Linked DNA regions of Homo sapiens: region 2 is linked to region 1. A link is a loop called in an ENCODE intact Hi-C map of the cell type or tissue named here. Cell type or tissue: GM12878. All regions are shown on one strand. Links, peaks and the distances in the headings refer to the core of each region. The heading gives the core; the rest is flanking DNA.

Region 1 (10,609 bases), core at 1,162-9,161:
AGACTCCTGCTCCTCTTCTGCAGTAGAGTGCTATTGCTGGAAAGCAGCTGCCCAGCCAGAAACTACATTTCCCAGGCCCCCCTGCATCTCGAAGGGGACATGTGACTGAGTTCAGGCCAAAGGAATGTCACATGGCCATGACAATCTCCAAAGGGACTCTTCACACTCGGTTTTCCTTGTCTGCTTTCTGGAGTGTTCCTAGCTGGGGCAGCCCTGGAAGTCACCTTTTTGGTTCTGGTTGTGTTTTGTCTTGCTTTTTGTTTTTGAGATAGGCTCTCGCTGTGTCACCCAAGATGGAGTGCAGTGGTGTGATCTCAGCTCACTGCAGCCTCAGCCTCCGGTGCCCAAGTGATCCTTCTACCTCAGCCTCCCAAGTAGCTGAGACTAAAGGCACACATCACCACGCCCAGCTATTTTTTGTATTTTTTGTAGAGATGGGGTTTTTCCACATTGCCCAGGCTGGTCCTGAACTCCTAAACTCAAGGACTCCATCTGCCGTGGCCTCCCAAAATGCTGGGATTACAGGCATGAGCCCTTGCACCCAGCCAAATCACTTCTTGAAGATGGCAATGACTCCTTCAGCCTGGATACTTTAATAACTCTCTGGAGCCAAGCATCTTACCCACTCACCCTCTTAGACCTTATGGGAATGAGAAAGACCCTTCTATAATGTTAAGACTCTGAAATTTCTGCATTTTTCTGTTGTTACAGGAGCTAGCATTATTTTGACTAACATATGACTTTGTAAATGCTGTGGAAGGCAGCTTCTAAAATGGTTTTCAAAGATCAATCACTCTTGCCTCCTGGTAGTCACATCTTTGTAGAATCCGTCCCCCTTGAGTATGATCTGGACCCACAGCCTTACTTCTAATAGATAAGAACATGGCAAAAGTGATGGAGTGTCACTTCTGAGACTAGGTTACAAAAGCCTGTGGCTTCAGTCTTGCTCCCTTTAACTCTTTTTTCACTCTGATGAAGCAAACTACCCTGCTATGAGCTGCCCTCTGGAGAGACTCACCTGGGCAAGGAACTGAGGGCAAACTCTGGCCAACGGCTGATGAGGAACTGAGGCTCTGGGTCTAATAGCCAAGGAGGAAGTGCATCTGGCCAAGAACCATATAAGGGATCTTGGAAGCAAATTCTTCCCTAGTCAAGCCTTGAGATCACTACAGCTCGGCTGACACTGTGATTGCAGCCTTGTGAGAGACCCTGAGTGAGAGGATCCACCTAAGCCACACCCAGATTCCTGACCACAGAAACTGTGAGATAATAACTGTTCTTTTTGTTAAGCTGCTACATTTTGGGGTAATTTGTTAAGTGCTGATAGGTAAGTAACACAGATGTAAAAATGTATTATTTCATTAACACAACCTGCGTGCACTTTGATTCATTTGACTGTGGCAGGTGTTAGATAGCAGGCTAAGGAATTTAGAAACTAATCAAAGCATGGCTTTCATGGAGTAATGACAGAGTGTGAAACAAAAGCCCTGATGGACACAGGAGCAAACCAGTCTTTGGACCAGAAGGTAAATGACAGTTACACGTGTAAATTTTGTTTTAGACAGAGTCTTGCTCTGTCACCCAGGCTGGAGTGCAGTGGCGTGATCTCAGCTCACTGCAACCTTCACCTCCCTGGTTCAAGCAATTCTCCTGCCTCAGCCTCCTGAGTAGCTGGGATGAGAGGCAGTGGCCACCTCTCCCAACCAATTTTTGTATTTTTAGTAGAGATAGGGTCTCACCATGTTGGCCAGGCTGATCTTAACCTCCTGACCTCAAGTGATCCACTTGCCTCGGCCTCCCAAAGTCTGGGATTAGAAGCATGAGCCACCGTACCCCATGTGTAAATTTCTATCTCCTCCTGCAGAGACGTAGACTAGGCCCTTCTTCCTCTTCCTTTCTTCTTTTGAGCACCTTCCAATCTCAATGCAGCTCTAAGACCTCCAGATAGGTGCAGGAGTGGCGCTCCTGATGTCTTCCTCCATTTCAGATCCTGCTCTTTCTGGAGACTAGTTTTTTATCACGGTTCCCACTTATTCAGATAACTTCTTATTCAGTTTTACCTGAGTTCCTTTGCATGTGTATGGATGAAATGAGCTCTTGATCTTCTTAATTTTTTGAGATAACTTTAATGAGTTGTGCTTCCTTGCAACCAAGTAATCTAAATAATTTAGTTCCTTAATTAATATCCTCTTTTGCACCCAACTTAGCACCAGTATTCCCAAGGGAAAAGAAATGATTTAGAAATTCATGAGCACAAAGATGTGCTGGGCCACTGCCCTTGCTGGGCTTTCCACCCAGAGCTCTGTTGGGCTGACACCTCTCTCCACTGGGCTGACACCCATTCATTCACAAGGCATCTGTTAAATGGTATTTCTTTGGGGATATCTTTCTAATCACCACCTCCCCATGCCCCAACTAAAGCAGGGGCTGGTACAATGAACTTCTGGAGCACCTTGTATTTCTAAAATCTTACCATGGATGAAGTCTTATTGGGATGACTTACTGATGCTTCCCTCGTCCCCTCTAAACATCCACTTTCCTTTGTCAGACTTGCTTACTGGATACCTCCCAATATCCGTTAGCTAGCAGTACGTGCTGACCGACGGGGTAACTCCAGATGGATTCCCACATACAAAGTGTGCTTGACGAGAAGAGGAGTGGGCGGGTACTTTTTGATAGATCTCCTTGCTGTCCTAACAACCCTTTCCTATAGGGTTGAAATAGATACCGCAAACTGCTCAAGGTGCAATCAGGAGGGATTTTTTTTTTTTTTTTGGAGTCCTCTCACAGTTACCTAGGGGTTTTGGGAGTGGCTCCTTTTGCTGGGAAGGGCCCAGGAAGAGCTGGCTGTGCTCACTGCCCTGAGTGAGGACTCCAAGCTGTTACCACTTCTCCCAACCTGTAGCAGCTTCAAGTGCCCCAGTCAAGTGAGGCCTTGCTCCAGGCTAACACTGGTGGACAGGGCCAGGGAAGAAAGGGGACGGAGCAGTTTCCCAGAAAACCACAACCCTTCTCTCCTCCCAGCTGCTCCTTCAGTGCCATGTGAAAATGCCTAATTGCTTCATAATTCTAGGATCCACAAAAGTGAATTTTAATTATACTTGCAGTTACACTTTAATTACCACCTTAATTATTAAGCATATACTAGGCATGCTCAGAACTAAGCAGTTTTTGAAGGGATTCTCATATTCAAATATGAAGCTCATCTGTTATGAGAAATGGGTCATATGCAGAGCCATCATGACCAGGTAGAAACTTGTTACAGAAGGGGAAAGGGGGGTAGAGAGAGAGAGAGGGAGATAGAGAGAGAGACAAATGAAGAGAGAGACAAGAGACAGAGTCATGGGGAATAGCTCAAAAAGGAACAGACATAAGAAAAAAGACAGGTAGAGAATAAGAGAAAGTAAAGGAAAAAAATGAGTTTGCCAAGTGCCTTCCACACCAGCCCCTACCCTGATGCTGGCACCATCTCTTTGCAGCATTCAACCTGGTTTCTCCTTGAAGGCATAGCTCTACTGCCCACTGACCCTGCCCTTGTCGTTAACTACCACTTGCTTCCTCCTTCCTGTTGAGGGAACAACTGGAAGGGGAGGTGGGGACACGCAGAGAAGAGGGATTAAAAGGAAACCAGCTGGGCATGGTGGCCTGTAGTCCCAGCTACTCAGGAGGCTGAGGTCAGAGGACCGCTTGAGCACAGAAGGTCAAGGCTGCAGTGAGCTGTGATTGCACCACTGCACTCCAGCCTGGGCAACAGAGTGAGACCCACTTCTATTTTCAAAATAAATAAATAAATAAATAAAATAAAATAAAATAAAATAAAAGTAAAACAGCAGAGAGTGGAAACAGGTTATTGAAAAAGAAAAGGAAGAAAAGAATTAGAGGAAGCCTTGGAAATGACTGTGAGTTTCTGCATTCCTTTTTTGCAAAATGATATTATTTGAGTATTTAAGGTTATTTTCTTCTTAATTCACCAAGTGTCTGACATCTATTCCCCAACCCTCTCCCTGCCTTTACTTCTAAATAGAAATTATCATAGCTGCTTTAAACTCTGACATGGAATTAAGTGTTCTAAAGAGTGTTTATGCCTGTGCACAGAATTACAAAGGAAATTGATCTCCTTCCCACATTTAAATGGTGCTACTGACATGTTCTAATATTTATTAAATGCTACATTGCTTTTTAATGAGCCTTCAGGACAACACTTTTAATAACCACCTGTACAGATAACTGATCAACTCATGCTGGTGGAACCTCAGGCACTTCTTAATATCTGCTTGTTGAGAGCCACTCAGCTAAATGGTTATCTACCCACTGCAGGCCTTAAAAATGGAAAATCAAAGGGGAATGAGTTTAAAATGAAATCTTGCTCTACTACTAGGGGATATTATAAATAATAACAATTATTAAAATGTTAAAAATTCGTGACCTCCTTGGCATGTTACCAGTGACTTTCTGCCACTGGGTGGAGTAAGAGAGCTGTAAACAAAGATGCAAGGTTAATTTATCAAAATTTCTTCTTCGCTTTTATTACACACAAGAGAAAATAAAGGTAGTGGGCACATGGTACAGGATTTTGTTCGCAAGGTGCAGACGCCTCCTGCCTTTTATCATAAGGCTGTGAAGAAAATCATTTTCCAGTCTGGAAATATGTAGAAACTGTAATTTAAAAGTTATTATTTTAATAGGAATTCAGTTTTTTAAAAAAGAATACAGTAGTTAGCACTTATTGAGTACATATTAGGTGCAACAAATGTTTGTTGGATACATGAGTTAAGGGATTTACAAGTATCATGAAACTTAATCCTCAGAGCAACCCTGCAGTCAACATCATTTTAATCCCCATTTTACAGGAGAGGCAACAAAAACACTGGGAGGCTTCGGAACTGGCCCGACATCCCCAGCAAGTCAGAGGCTGAGCCAGGACTTGAACCCAGGTTCACCTGAGGGTAAAGCCACATAACCACGCAGCTGGCCTTTAAGTGCTAGAAGGAATTCACTAGAGGAAAATGAGGCCCAGAGATGTCAGACAATTTGCTTGGATCAAACAACCAGTTAACCCTGACAGGTCTGATTCTTGGTCTAGTGCTCTGAGTCAGGGCTGGCAAGTTCTAGTTTTTGGGCAAAATTGAGCCAGCTGCCTCTTTTTGTATCACCTGCAAGTTAAGAATAGGGTTTACATTTTCAAATAGCTGGGAGGAAAAAATCACAGGAACATTTTATGATACATGAAAGTTACATGAAATTCAAATTCCAGCATCCATAAATAACTTTTTCGTGGAACATAGCCAAACTGATTTGCTTCATCAGTGGCTGTTTGCGCTTTGCAATGGGAGGAGTCAGTCGCTGTGGCACAGACAGCATGGCCTCGAAAGCCTAAAGTATTTCAGCCCCTCTGCTGGAAGTAACTGAGTTTTTTTCTCCCCACTGGGAGAGGGGAATTCAGTGGAAACAAGCCAAATTCTCTAAAGCAGCAAATTCCTCCTCAAATGTCCACTGCTCCTGTACCCTTGCACCTCCTTCCTTAGTCTCCTTTCAAGTGGCAATTAGATAGAGGAGGTCCATTTTCTTGGTGACCTGTAAATTTAGATAACTTTTCATGTCTCTTTTGCCTTGTTACTTTATGTCAGAAACAGAATAATTCATTGAGAATCAGAGGCAAAACTTCTGCTATGTCAGCAGCTCTTATTTCTTTGAGATGATATGTGCCTAATACCTAGCACCGTGCTTGGCAGCCAACAGCATTGGCCATCCATGTGGCCTCAGTCGAGATACTGACAAGGGTTTAGATAATAATAAGGATAGCTAACATTTACTGAGCCAAGGACTATTGCAAATTATTTAAAAACTCATCTGCTCCTTACAGCAACCTTATAGAGTTGCCCTATTTTTATTCCATTTTGCAGAGGAAGAAGCTGAGATTTTAAACCCGGTTCTGTTCCCAAGTAGCTGAACAACCTGGGGAAGTTACTGCAGCTTTGAGGCTTTAGATTTCTCCTTGAATGTGAATCATATCTAAATGCTTTGTACCCCTAACATTTTATGAAGATTAAAGATGACATAAGATATTCTGTGTGGCTGTATTGTATCCACACCTAATCTCCTCGATGATTTCTTCTCGCACAGTAAGAAGAAATCAACACTCGAGGTGTGAATGTGATAGTTATTCGGACCATCACAGCAGGAGCCCCCAGCTCCAGTGGCAGGAAGCCAATGGCTAAGTTCTTCTCTACACGGTTTCAAAGAATGGTGTGTATGTGCTATGATCATGCAAGCAAGGTTTAGGATCAAGTCTAACATATTCACTGAGAGCTGATGCTACGTGCTTATGCTTTCAATTACGTTAACCCTTGAAAAAAAGCAACATAGATACTAAACCAAAGTTAAAGGAGCCTTAATATTAAACAAGAATGGAATGAACCCTCTGGCAAGCAAGAACACCTTACACTTCTGTGCTCACCTGCCATCATCTGCTAGGGATAAGACAATTCTTTTAAAGAAGGGATGTTTTATACACCCAAACATCTGCATGTGAATTTACCTTTCATGCTTTCCTTGAATCTTCCTCCTAGCTTTCAAGCCATGCATACTCTAATTTACGGATGATTTAAGAAATTTTCAAAGGTAATTTTAACAGTGTGAGACTTTTGTCGAAAATGCTGACTTTGGTCCACCATTACTGCCTAGGACAGAATCACATTCATCACTGTGTCACTCAGTGTGATTCTGTCCTTACGTGGGGAAATGACTGAGTGGACCTCATTGCTAATATTTTCCTTGGGAAGAAGTCAGATTCTCAGAGCTTAATATTGCCTGCCAAATTCTTACTTGACTCTCACGAGACATTTCAGAGCTTAGGGGAAGGGAGATTTAGATAGAGATAACGTGAGGATTTTCCAGAATTCTAGGTCTTGCTGCTGGCCTCTTTTCTACACTAGGGATCTGCAAGCTATAGCTCACGGACCAAATCTGTTCCACTATCTGTTTTTGTTAAAAAAAGATTACTGTGACACAGCCATGTCCATTCCTCTACCTATTGTCTACTGCTGCTTCAACACTACAATGGCAGAGCTGAGTAATCACAACAGGGAATATACAGACACAAAGCCTAAAATCCTGCCCTTTACAGAAAAAGTTTGTAGACCTTTGCTCTATACAATCCAAATTTCTGGCCTTGTGGCTAAAGGGTCAGGTGAAGACAAGAATCATCTTCATCTGGTGTTTCCCAGCTTGCAGTCCCTACTTCTGACTTGATATAGTGGTAAGCAGCTATATATCTAGGAGAAAAAAACCCACCTATGGTCTCTTTGAATTGACAATGGCAAATATTGGCTCGAATTTCCACTCCCTCCACCCCTTCCCACATGTGTGGCTGGAAAGATCATAGAACTCTTTTTCCACTGAGCTGGGATATAGCCTCAGAATCTTTCTTGGCACAGCACTGCTCAGGCAGCCACTGCCAATAAAGAGAAGGTGGCATGAGATGAAAGCTGTCTTCCCTCATCTGAAACATTTCTCATGAAGTCTTTCCCCATAGGTAGTTCTGCCTCAGGACAGCCTCAAGGTGGCGCTCTCTGGAAGAGTCTCAGCGGGACACACTTAGCGTCTATAAGACACTACAGACTGAATCACCTGTAAGTCTCGTCCTGATAGCAATGTGCTCGCTCGCTCTTTTTGATGGCTCATCAAATATGACTTTCAAGTGGAAATTGAGTCAGGAAGAAATGAACTGACTAGTCACTCAGAAGATACCCGAGAGCACGCAGTGGTGTTCTGACACTATAAGGCAGCACTTAGGATATGCGAGTCCTGGTACCTGCCCAGTTTTAAAACCTCTCCTTATAAAAATGGCCACACCCACAGCTGCTGCTCAGGGAAGCAACTTCAGGCTCTTGTTCCTGAAGGGATGACCACTGCCTAGAGTGGGGCAGCTACCCGACCAAAGGCAGCCCACTCCTGGGGCAGATAAGACCTGTGATGTGCACTGGGGGATGTTTCCTTCCATGCAGAGGGACAGTCATTAGTGTAACCCCTCCTGTTCTCTTTGCCTATCACTGGCTCCATCCGGGAGTGGTGATGGTGTAGGGAGCTGACTGAATATTTGAATGGAGAAAGTTGGCATGGGTAGTCCCGCCCCTTCCTCTGGCCTTCCTTTTAGGGATATGCCACTCAGAGTGAGTCCAGGTCATCCTCTGCTCCTTGGGTTCCACCCTGGGATGGAAGGTACACTGAAGTCTAGTGGAGCCTGTGACTGGGTTTACAAAGCTGCCTAATTCTGGGGCTTAGAGTAAGGAAGCTCACTGGTGGTCACACAATAAGGTGCATCCTCCAACTACTTCTTTTTTCTTTGGTGATGAAGGTAATACTTTTGTTTCCTCAGTCTATTTTATTTCTTACTGGGATCAGAACCCAGGTGGAAAAGGATCTGTTGGGCCTCTTCAAAGACCCTAACCCCAAGGCTTGGCTGGATGGGCTGTGAACAATGGGAGCAGTGGCTATTAGGTAAGCTAATTAGGTTGGCTACCTATGGGATCTGGACTTTTAAGGAACACCGTGGGATCAGGATGGCCTTCCTGAGAGGCTAGAAGGTCTCAGAGGGACCAAGAAAAAACACAAAGGAGTGAGAAAGTCAGTTCTGTGGACCATACTCTGAGAATCACCATAGTAACAGCAGTAACAGACACTTTATTTATTTATTTATTTGAGACGGAGTCTCGCTCTGTCACCCAGACTGGAGTGCAGTGGCGCGATCTCGGCTCACTGCAAGCTCCGCCTCCCAGGTTCACGCCATTCTCCTGCCTCAGCCTCCCAAGTAGTTGGGACTACAGGCGCCCGCCACCACGCCCGGCTAATTTTTTTTTTTTTTTGTATTTTTAGTAGAGACGGGGTTTCACCGTGTTAGCCAGGATGGTCTCGATCTCCGACCTCATTATCCACCTGAATAACAGACACTTTAATATGATAACTATCCAAAAGTCTTGTACACTTCATCAACAAACTCAGATTACTATACTCAAGCAGCCCCACTGAGTCAACATCTACTGTATTAGTCTGTTCTCACGCCGCTAATAAAGACATATCCAACACTGGGTAATTGATAAAGGAAAGGGGTTTAATTGACTCAAAGTTCCACATGGCTGAGGAGGCCTCACAATCGTGGTGGAAGAGCAAGGGACGTCTTACATGGTGGCAGGCAAGAAAGGGCATGTGTAGGGGAATTCCCCTTTGTAAAACTACCAGATCTTGTGAGGCTTATTCACTATCAGGAGAACAGCATGGGAAAAACCCACCACCATGATTCAATTATCTTCCACAGGGTGCTGCCCACAACACGTGGGGATTATTACAATTCAAGATGAGATTTGGGTGGGGACACAGAGGCAAGCCATATCATTTACAGTATCATTCTTGGAACAGCTCAGTTTTCCCAAGCTCTGTGTTGCAGCCATAATTCCCTGGAGACCTTCTCAAGAAAAAGTCCAAGGATATTTTGACTCTGCTGGTGTACCCCCATCCTTTGACATGAAGACTCCCAAACAGTTGTAGCCTGTGTTGTTCTCTGTGCTTGCCTCTCTCTTTGTATCTCTTTCTTCTTCCACTCTCTGCCACTCTCCTTTCTCTTTCCTTCCCTGAGACTGTCTGCCTCACATGTTTAGATCTGCACAATATGGACTTAATAGAAATAATAATCACAAAGGAAAAATGAAAATGGCAGACACGCCAGTCAGCAAAGCCTAATATGAACATTAAAACATACTGATGAATTAAATCTTCTTAGAAGTGTAAATGCAGCATAATTGATCCCAATAAAAGTAATAAAAGGAAAATAAGTGACAAAGCTACAATGAAAAAAAATTGATCAAGGAGTCAATGAGTGCATCAGTATTGGTGTATTTCTGATTAAAATGTTGATGTCAGACTGTTTTCAGGGTCAAAGTGATCAGAGACCCTCAGATTTTAAGAGTCAACTCTTCTCCTGTTCTTAAAGGGGGAAAGGTCTCTATCAGCCAATTATATTATTGTTTGTCACTGGAAATAACTAGAAATGAATGCACACTACGATTGACCCATTCTTTCTGGGGATCCTTTCTGTGCCTGAGTTGTCACAGAGGCCCACAATTTATTAGTTATTCATACATTTCGAGAAAAGCTAGTTACCCTGCCTTAAATTTTTCCCAAAAGATTTAAAGGAGTGCATCTTTTATTTTCATACTCTGCTTAGTATTCCAGAAGAATTAAGTGATTTTTATAATACGCAGATGATATTCATGCTGAAATATGCAAAATACCACATTCAAGATTATTTTCCTTAATATTCTCTGCTGATTGCATCAGAGGTCTATCTGAGATACTAAGAAGAAGATTTGACATTTCTAAATTTGTTAGATGATCAGATTTGAATCTTTTAACTAAATGTACTTCCAAGGTTTATGCCTGTGGTTTTTTAATTAGTTAATTAGTATATTAGTAAATACCATGTGCATGCAGGTCAATGAACTTTAGGCATTAAGGAGGATCAAGAGAGATGTAAAAAAAAATGTCAGCTACTAGATGGCTGGGAAAATAAAATGGAAAAAACTAACAACATAAGACAATATCTATAAAATGGTAA
Region 2 (10,609 bases), core at 1,457-9,456, 300 kb after region 1:
AAAAAAAAAAAAAAAAAAAAAAAAGAGGAACAATCAGAAATTAAGCTGTTATTTTAAAAATACAAATACAGATATATGACAAATTTTACCAACCTGGGTCTAAGGCCCAAGATTCGTGTCTCTTATGTACATTCTGGAGTTCTACAGAAAAATTATCTGGAAATAAACTGAATTCACTGCTGTGAGTGACCAATTACCCCTATTTGCCACGGCTCTCTCAGTCTTTCAAACCTAAAATGCTAAAGCTGGGGAAGTTCCAAGCAAAGCAAGACAAACTGATTTCTCTATCACTGCCAATGAAGCACTAGCAAATTCCTTCCCTGAACAAGGGTAGGTTTTTGAAGAGGAGAGTGTTATGATCAGAGCTGTGTTTTGAGATCAATCTACTTGCCATGTGTATAATGAGTGGGAAGAGAAAAGAGGCCCTGAGACCAGTTCAAGTTGGGCAGTGGCTCTGATGAGAGAGAGAGGGGGTCTGGATTAGGAAAGAGGGTGTCAGAACATAGAGTAGAGGCAAGATTCAGATGATGCTGTAGTGATAAGTGGTTATGTCACCAAACTGGGGGATGTGGAGTCAGGTTTTCGTAACTAAATAAAACCTTAGCCATACTGGCTGATTTTTAGGCAGTATCTCCATCAGCCTATGCCAGTAGTTCTCAACCAAGGAGAGATATTTGGCAATGACTAGATGTTGTTGGTTATCTCAACTGGTGAATGCTACTGGTATCTCATAGGTAGAGGCCAGAGATGTGTATAAACATTGTACAACACACAGGACAGCCCCCACAAGCAAGAATTATCCATCCCTAAGCGTCAACCATGCTGAAATTGAGAAACGCTAAGCTATGTGAACCTGTATGAGAAACACATTACTATTATTATATAGAGCATATATTCTAGGTCTATGTAATGATGTATGCTCTTACAGAAAATATTTGTTGCATTAGACAATGAACTTTTTCAAGTCAGATATTTTTGTCTCTGATTTTCCAAAACCTAGTACATAATAGATGCTGAAAAATTGTTCAGTGACTGAAGAACAATAGCCATCACTTTTTTGAGCTGTTACCGTGTGTCAGGAACTTCTTTATAATTGCATGCAGTGTTCATAACAACCCTTAGTGTTAGGTTTATGATCCCCTCATTTTATGAATAAAAATCTGACGATCAGAGAGGTAAGTCACTTACTATTAGGTTGATGCAAAAGTAATTGCGGTTTTTGCCATTACTTTTGCACCAACCTTGTAGTAACAAAAGGAGCCAGTACTGAAACCCTTGCATATCTGACTCTGATGTTTATTTTGCTAACCACAACACTGAACCAACTCTGTTTTAACCTGGGTCCAAATTGTATTGGCCATATTCAAATTTCCAATTACCCGAATGCTCTAATAAGGCCTTTATAAGCTTCATAAACTATCCTCTCCTCTTTATTTTTTTGTTTGTTTATTGCCACTCTCTAAACTTGCTATTGCCATATGCACATTGAGTTTATAAATGTACCACATTAGTCAGGAACATTCTTTTTTTATAGCAGAAACATTTCTAGATGTAGTCCTGGGATTTATGTGTTAATATTACCAGTTGGATAGTATATTTGATATTATTTTAGTAGATAAGAAATCCTTGATGATAACAGCGAGCAAAAATTACCACTCCTCTTCCCGTTAAAAAAAAAAATCTCATTCTATTATTTTGGGGTGAAATGTAACCCAGTGCATTTTCATTTTATTCACTGCTTATATTGTTCTCTCCGTAAATTTATTCAGGAAAGAAAAAGAAAGTTAACTGAGATGGGGAAAATTCAACAGCAATGTACGGTCAGCTCTAAAGAATGTATATTGTCGTTTACCACTGTTAGGCTGTCTGATGGTTGATTGCTTTCTGAAAGCTCTAAAAACAGGAGATCAATATGCTGCAAAAGTCTGTTTTAGCATTGCAGGAATTTTTAACCTCACTATACTGCTATCGGTACGTGGCTAGAATAGACTAATCCTGCAAATAGTTCATAGAAACCCCTCCACATTTTTTACCATCTGGCCCCAACCTAACTTTTCCATCTCATCTTCTGTCTCCATCTACACTCCTGTCTCACAAGATCAAATATCATTGACTGAATGTGCCCTAAATATCCACCTACCTGGATGTTCAGGTCTTTTGGTCTAAAGTGTTCTACTCTCCTAGGTGAAGACCAGTTAGTTCTTCGAAGCCAAATTCAAATACCACACCAAATATGAGGCCTTTCCTCACCTGGTTCTCTCTAACCAGCAATCGTTCACTCACTCGTTCAACACACTTTTATTGAGCCCTATGTCAGGTACTCTTGAGAAAGTGGCAAATAAAACAGATATGGTTGCAACCCTCCTTGAGCTTATGGCCAACAGCAACCCAGAAACATTAATTACTGACTTTCCTGGATTCCCACACTGTTGCTTTTTGTCTCTATTTATGTTCTATCATATCTTTATTATTTTTTATCATGGGCCTACCCCTGAGCATCATAAACCATTCTGTGTCTTATTAATCTTTGCATTTTCTCAGTCCCATCCAAACCTGTCACATAGTAGACACTCAGTAGACTTCTGTGCAGTAGGATTAGATTTTCTATGCGATACCTGAAATAGTACAATAAGTCAATTACATAATTCTATGGTTCCACTTTAACTAATTTATTTATTTTTCATTTTTTTGAGACATGGTCTTGCTCTGTCACTGAGGCTGCAGTGCAGTGGCATCAACCTGGCTCACTGCAGCCTTGACCTCCTGGACTCAAGCAATCCTCTCACCTCGGCCTCCAAAGTAGCTGGGACCACAGGTGTGTGCCACCACACCTGGCTAATTTTTAAAATTTTGTAGAGAAGAGGTTATGTTACCATATGTTACCAGGCTGGTCTTAAACTCCTAGGCTCAAGTGATCCTCCCACCTCAGTCTCCAAAAGCACTGGGATTATAGGTAGGAGCCACCATGCCTGGCCAACTTTTATTTTTCTAATACTGGTCTCTCTTTTCTCTTTGACTGTTGCCCTGGATTTAAGCAGAAAAATAAGCAAATAGTTTTGTCTATTCAAGGTCCCTTGTTTTTTTCTGATTTAAAATGCCCTAAAATTTAAACTTGATTTATTCTAATCTGTGCTACTCAATACACGTGGCCACTGATCACCTGAAATGTGATTAGTCTGAATTGATCTTTGCTGTAAATGAAATCCAATGGAATATGCACTGGATTTTAAAGACGTAAAATATCTGATTAGTACTTTTGTATTGATTATATATTAAAATTATAGAATTTTGATTATATTGGGTTAAATAAACTATAGTATTAAAATTTTTACCTGTTTAATTTTGCATTCTCAAATGTGGTTACCAGAAGGTTTTTAATTGTATGCATGGCTTTCATGATGTTTCTATTGGACAGAGCTGCTCTAGATGCTTGTCCTTCCCCTTCTCTGGCTCTTCTTCCCCGAGCAGTTGCTATAAGGGGGATCCTATCTCATTCTGGTATTTGGGGTGACAGTCCTTAATGCTGGCTTTGCCTGTAGCTAGCTTGTTGCACTTTGGAGTCCAAAGGTCATATCTGCTAGGCACATAGGAAGACAAAAGGGTCTAGATTCTTGGCCTTTTTTTTTTTTTTTTTTTTTTTGTCTCCCTTAAGACTATACCTGTTAGCAGGGCTTTCCACTTTCCTTCCTGGAAATATCTGGTTGTGTATCACTTCTGTCTCCATCTCTGCAGCAATTGGTCTCAGCTTCTTAGCCCAATCTTCATGGCAGAAGAGCTGTAAATGGGGAAAGCAACTTCCTCCCAAGAAGCAAAATGCAGTTTGATATTTCAAACTGTCATTTCCTTCATATATGTTGATTGCTTGAGTGAAAAACTCAAAACATTGAGCCATAGCTTGAGTTCATCACATGGGAAATAAAACTTAGTTTCTGTCAAAGTCTCACTCACTTTCAAGGCCAGAGGAGTTTTCAAAGAGGATGCTGCAATAAGCCTCACAAGAACATAGGCTTTCTTGTAAACCACTCAATGGGTAAATGTTAGTTTTGCAGACCCAGAGTAGTCCCTTAGTAAACCCAGCCATTTATAATTTCCCCAGGATTTAAAATCTCAAGCTGTGAGAATTCTCAGTTTTCACTTGTGACAGGACAGAATGGAAAGATTCCCTCTATGACTACTGGTTCTATATATTTCATGCCACTCTGGGCTCCAGTTTACATTCTAATTTAACAATTCAGTGTGCAAAATTTCCTTCTTTTAATACCCTACCTATCACTAGGTTGTAGCTTCAAATAGGCCATCATTATCAAAGCTTCTTGGTGAATCCCTTTGAAAATATTGTTAAGCAGTCGCCATTCTATTTTATAAAATGTCAAATGATTGTCCATGGATGCTTACTCTGCCCTTGCAATGACTAATCTGTATAATCTGTAGTCCTATCAATGAGCTGTTTTTCTCCTCCCGGGCCCTGTTGTTGTTCATCCTATTTCCCTCCCTGGCAAATGTGACAGTTGTAGCTGTTGTTATTTTTCTCAAATGAGTTTAAATTGTGAATTACATCAGTTCGTCACAGCCAAAGCAAACCTCTTTTTAATTGCAGATCTCAAATGTCCCCCCTCTAAATTAAAATAAAATGCACAAAATGCTGCCAACTGTTTTTCCGACTCTTCCAAAATGGAGTATATCCAAAATGCTACTGATGGATTGAGCCACATTAAGACATATAAACATTTAAAATCACTTACAACTTTTTTGCTGTTAGGGGAAAATGTTCACATTTTAGTTGTGGGGGTTGCCTGTGAGGATGAATGTGAGTCTGTTGATTGCCATTTGTGTCCCTTTGAAGTAAAAAAGAGTTTTGCCAATTTTCAATAATTCACCATGGAGATTTCTGTGGGTTTGTAGTCAGATATAAGTGGCTGCATTGCCTTTGAGAAAGGACATTGAGGATGTCCATTTTAATAGCTGTGTAACCTTGGGCTTGTCCTTTAACTTCTGTGAACTTCATCATCATCATTCATAGACTTTGAATGGCGATATATGCCTTGCAGAATTTGGGGAATAATTATAAATAATGAATGTAAAGTACTTGACTTGAATAGGTGCTCAACAATGAAGCTGTTATCAAGATCCACAGAGTGACAGCATCCAAATGTCACACGATAAGCAGACCCCTGAGCCTTTTGGGTTTCATGAACCAAAATAATTTCAAATATTTTTGTTTTTAAATTAAATTTAGTTTTTAATATTTGTATGGATTCAGAGGGTACCCGAGCAGTTTTGTTATGTGGGTATATTTGTTCAGTGGCAAAGTCTGGGCTCTTAGTGTACCCATCACCCAAGCAGTGAACATTGTACCCAATTTCAATTTTTTTTTAATGGAACTGATATAAAGTTGACAAAATTTACTTTTATTTTCTTAAGTGAAGGCAACAAAGAAGCAAAGCCAACTAAATTCTCATCATTCTTGCAAAAGAAAGAAATTTAGCAACAACAACAAAAAGGGAAGGACAAAATCTGAGAAAATAATATAACCCTTTAAATTAAATAAATGTAGATTCATGACAAAAGTTTTAAATTTTTCATTTCAGCATGAACGAAAAAAAATCATCCATATTGTTGAGCTGCTGAATACCCAGGAAAGGCTGGAACCCATTTCTTTGTTCATGTGTTTGTCCAAATCCTGTGTTTCTCTCCATTGACTCTTGTTTTCTGAATGACCAACATATTAGAGCCATATCTTATAAGGGAAATGGGATGATGGTGAGCTTCTTTTTCCCATGGAGGCTAAGTTTAAATTATTTTCTTTCAGACGCACCCTGCCAGGCTCTGTTGCTTTCTGATCTATTTTCAGTGGCTCTTCATCTGACCTGAAAACATGCATGGGTGCTTGTTCACTGATGTTCCCATCTGTACAGATCTGCTCATAGTCTCAGATTTAACAAGCCTTATTTTATCACTTTCATTTTCACTTCCTATTTGCAGAATATCACAAGTGAACTCCCTGAAGATTCTATAATCTTTGGTTTTGTTTACTATTTCTTTAGAAATGATGGTGGCCCCAGATATTTGTTTCTCCTCTATGGCTTGAAATGATCCATTTCTTAATTTTTAAGGATGTAAATCCTTCAAAGTTGGACATTTGGTTCAACATATGTATCAAGAGCCAAAGAATGCATTCTGTAACCATATGTGATTGTGTTCCATAAGAAAGGAAGACTGAGGAAGAATGTCATATTGTTATAGAATTAGAATTTGGAATTTAAAGTTAGACTTATAAACAATAGACCAAGACCTTCCGCTTTAGACTGGAAAATTGTCTAAGGAGGAAAAAGACCTGCCAACAGTCACGTAGATATTAGACCAGGGATAGATGATGACGTGATTTGGCTGTGTCCCTACCCAAACTCATCTTGATTTGTAGTACCCATAATCCCCGTATGTCATAGGAGGGGCCAGATGGAGATAATTGCATCATGGGGGCTGTTTTCCCCATCCTGTTCTTGTGATAGTGAGTTAGTTAGCGAGTTAGTTCTCACGAGATCTGATGGTTTTATAAGGGGCTTTTCCCCTTTTGCTTGGCACTTCTTCTTGCTGCTGCCACGTGAAGAAGGACGTGTTTGCTTCCCCTTGATTGTAACATATAGTAAGTTTCCTGAGGCTTCCCCAATCATGCTGAACTGTGAGCCAATTAAACCTCTTTCCTTTATAAATTACCCAGTCTGGGCTATGTCTTTATTACTATGCAGCATGAGAATAGACTAATACAGATGACTATAGAACTATATTGTGAAGGATATTATATTACTGATTGAGCTGTTACAGAATGTTTCCTATTCTATCATTACTTAACTAGTAATGTGCTTAGGGTTTTGGGTTATGACTTATCTATGATGTATGTGTGACTGTCATGAAATTTAAAGACATGAAATGCTTGTAAACTGAAATAATAATTATAGGACACAGTCAAGAAGAGAAATAGCCACAGAGGCATAAATATTCCATTTGTACCCTGAACCCAATTTCTGGTTAGATTTTAAGCATATTCACTCCATGGGGAGATAGTACCCAGAAATGGCTGCTTCAGTGCCAAAAATACTAGAGTTTGAACCCTGGCTCAAAAAATTATTTTTTGTATGAACTTCAACGATTGCTTAACCTCTTTAAGTTTTAGTTTCTAATTTCTAAAATAGCAATGCCAACCTCAGAATTTTTTTTTACAGAAGCTAGTATTGTGATAATAAACAAGTAGAATGTATTCATTCATTGAAGTAAGATTATATCTTGAAGGTTACTGCTCTGAATAATGTTTTCATTAACAAGATATTAACAGAGCTTTTGAAGGTCAAAGTTAGGTGATCATATATGACAAAATTACAGGGAAAATTACGTTAAAATTTGAACAAAATGAAATATGTGGTGAAGCCGTATAGCATGGTTCATGGCATCATGTATAATGATATATGGTAATAATGGTATATGACAGGGATCAGGAATCTACAACCTAAGGGCCCACTACCAGTTTGTGTAAATAAAGTTTTATTGGAACACTGCTATGCCCATTTATTTACATATTGTCTATAAATATGCTGCTTTTGTGCTACAACACTAGAGTTGAATAGTTGTGACAGAGATTATATGGCCCACAAAGTCTAAAGTACTTACAATCTGGACTTTTGCAGAAAATGTTTGACAATTTCTGGTATATAATGATGCTGATACTATGGGTTCTTTTTCTCTCTCACTGAGAAAGCAGCACAGCACCAAGCATCCTTTATATTTCCTTAGCATTGACTGCAGTGCCTTGCTCTGCATTCTGCACATGTTAAGCAATCTACACATTCTATGGTGTGCTTTGCTGTCAATTTCCTATAACTTTAATAAAAATAAATTATTACATAGGATAGTGCTATGGTTTGAATATTTGTCTCCTCCAAAATTCATGTTGAAATTTAATCCCCAATGCGGTATCATTGAGAAGTAAGGACTTTAAGAAGGGATTGGGTCATGAAGGTGTTGCCCTCATGAATGGATTAATGTATTCATGAATTCATAGATTCATGCGTTAATGGATTAATGAATTATTAAGTGAGTGGGAGTGGTGGCTTTATAAGATGAGGAAGAGAGATCTGAGGTAGCACACTCAGCTCCCTCACCATGTGATGCCCTACATTGCCTTGGGACTCTGCAGAGAGTCCCAGCTAGCAAGAAGGCACTCATCAGATGCCGTCCCTTGACTCCAGACTTCTCAGCCTCCATATCTGTAAGAAATAAATTCCTTTCTTTATAAATTACCTAGGTTTAGGTATTCTGTTATAAGCAACAAAACAATGGGTAAGACAGATAGTTAAGGTGGACAAAGTATCTTCCAGCATGGGTGTTGTGAAGAGCTATTTCCATTCCTAAAATCTGGTTCACGAAACACTTATCCTAGCACAGACCTTTTGGGTTTAGTTCAGTGATTCTCAAACTTGAACATACAACAGAATTTCCTGCTGGTCTGGAAAAAACACATAGTTGGGTCCATCCCTAGATATATGATTCAATAGAGGCAGTGTAGGGCCTGAGAATTTGCATTTGTAGCAATTTCCCAGTGATGCTGATGCTGGTGGTTCATGAATCACCTTTGGGGACTTCCACATCTGGACTGCGCAGATTGATAGAATCGTAACCTCCACAAGGGGCTAGACATATGTAATTTATGCATTTAAGTATATCCAGCTTCTATCACAGGGCCTGGCCCATGTTTACCCAGCACTCAATACATATCTGTCAAGTGGATGAATAAAAAGCCACTGCCTGCTTGGCTGCCAACCTGGTAGGTGAGAGACTTGGTTTGAAAGCTCTGCCTTTGGTTGTGCCAATGACTGGGAAAAAATATCTAGAAACTTAAGAAAATCTACATGGAACTCCTTGTGGTATGCTCTGAAATACAGACTATAGAGGAAATATTTTAGTGGCTCTACAGGATACATGGTCTCTGTTGCACCTACTGAATTCTGCTACCATAGCAAGAGAGCCACCATAGAGGATATGTAATGAATGGGTATGGTTGTGCTCAAAGCAGGCATTGAGCCAGATTGTTTGCTGACTTCTCTGTTAAACCATGAATTTTAAATGATTGCATAGTATAGATGGTACATACATGGACACATGTACCATCATTGCCCTTTAATAAATTTTATTGCATTATAATATACATATAGAGAATTGTATTTATTGTCTGTTGCAGTTTGATGAATTTTGTCAACTGGATATATCCGTGACAGTACCCAGGGTGTAATTGCCTTTTGGTAGATCGGAATTGTTTCTAATTTGGGACTTTTACTAATGAAGCTATTATGAGCATAGTACCTGATATACTTTATTTTATTACTATATCTGCACATTGGTTGTATTAGTTTTCTGTTCCTTCTATAATAAATTACCATGTACTTGGTGGCTTCAATAAATACAAATTTATTATCTTACAGTTTTGCAAGTCTGAAACCTGGGTTAAAGCCAAGATGTTGGCAGGGCTGTGGTCTTTTCTGGAGGCTGTCAGGGAGAATCTGTTTCCATGCCTTTTCCAGCTTCTAGAGGACACCAACATTCCATGGCTTATGGCTCTTTTTTTCCAACTTCAAAGCCAATAACCTTGCTTCTCTCTGATCATGCTTCCATAGTCACATCTCTCTGAACCACAGGAAAAATTCTTTGATTTTAAGGACTCATGAGATTGAATTGGACCTATTGGAGAATCCAAGATTTTCTACCCTCGTCAAGATTCTTAATATAATCACACTTGCCTTTTGTCTCATAATGTATTTACAGGTTCTGAGGACTAAGGTGTGAATATTTGATGGGCGGGGTTGGATATTAGTCTGCCTAGCATGTTGGTTATATGAATTAATCAACGAAGACTACTCTAGTTTGTAGGAAAGCTGAGTTCCAAGATTTTTGCCAAATTTGCTTTTTCAAATTTTTGGAACAATAAAAAAATATGCAGTAGCATAATCAGTTAGCTAACATAGATGATCTGAATAATAGATACCCTGGTAATGAAAATATATATTAAGGTACCATTTACTCTTTCAGTGTAATGAAACAAAACCCAGCCTACTCAGGTAGAGCATAAGCTGTATGCTATGTAGAACTCTAACAGAAGACATTCTTTAGATTGCTATCTATCTGTTGACCAACACACTCTCTGACAATAACTCCTTTATGTCCTCTCCTTTCACTTGACAATCTCTTTTGCACTCTTTGCCTTGTCATCACACATCATTTTTCATGTGATCGTTTGTTGGAGACTCATATACAGATGCTCTGTCTGGTCTCTAATGGGGCAAAAACACACAGGACAGAAACACACAGCCTGGGTGTATTTTCTACTCTGAGATCACAAGCCTGAACATTGTCATCTTTTTGAACATCTTCCCAAGGGATAGTGCAAAGGGAAAAAGGGCAGAGTTTCTCAAGTGTAAGAACTAATTTCAAAAACTGTGCAAGGGTCTTTAGAGAGCTGTCGGTTAGAGACCCACTCCCCAACCAAGATCACTCTAAATGGAAAGACAATGAATGGAAGTGCATTCAGAGAATGCAGCCTGACCTTCTGGGGTACTAAGGGGCC

Evidence for each region. Peaks named below come from ENCODE experiments on the same cell type or tissue, not always from the same donor. Only the 100,000 strongest peaks of a DNase experiment are listed, where the experiment ranks them.
Region 2: it touches region 1 in a loop (2.3-fold over the local background); 1 of 110 quality-filtered maps calls a loop at or near these places.

The regions. Positions count from the first base shown.
Region 1 is chr3:67,377,407-67,388,015 of GRCh38, forward strand. The region is part of intron 10 of SUCLG2 (succinate-CoA ligase GDP-forming subunit beta); the gene reads right to left. Among named protein-coding and RNA genes, the nearest start is that of MIR4272, 160 kb to the left of the region's middle. In GM12878, for the core only: CTCF peaks have their summits at 4,458 and 7,576 (motif pointing right); no DNase peak of the experiment used is centred there.
Region 2 is chr3:67,679,794-67,690,402 of GRCh38, forward strand. All of the region lies in intron 3 of SUCLG2-DT (SUCLG2 divergent transcript), which reads left to right. Among named protein-coding and RNA genes, the nearest start is that of SUCLG2-DT, 30 kb to the left of the region's middle. In GM12878, for the core only: no CTCF peak of the experiment used is centred there; a DNase peak (open chromatin) is centred at 5,898; H3K4me3 peaks cover 353 bases; H3K27ac peaks cover 1,177 bases.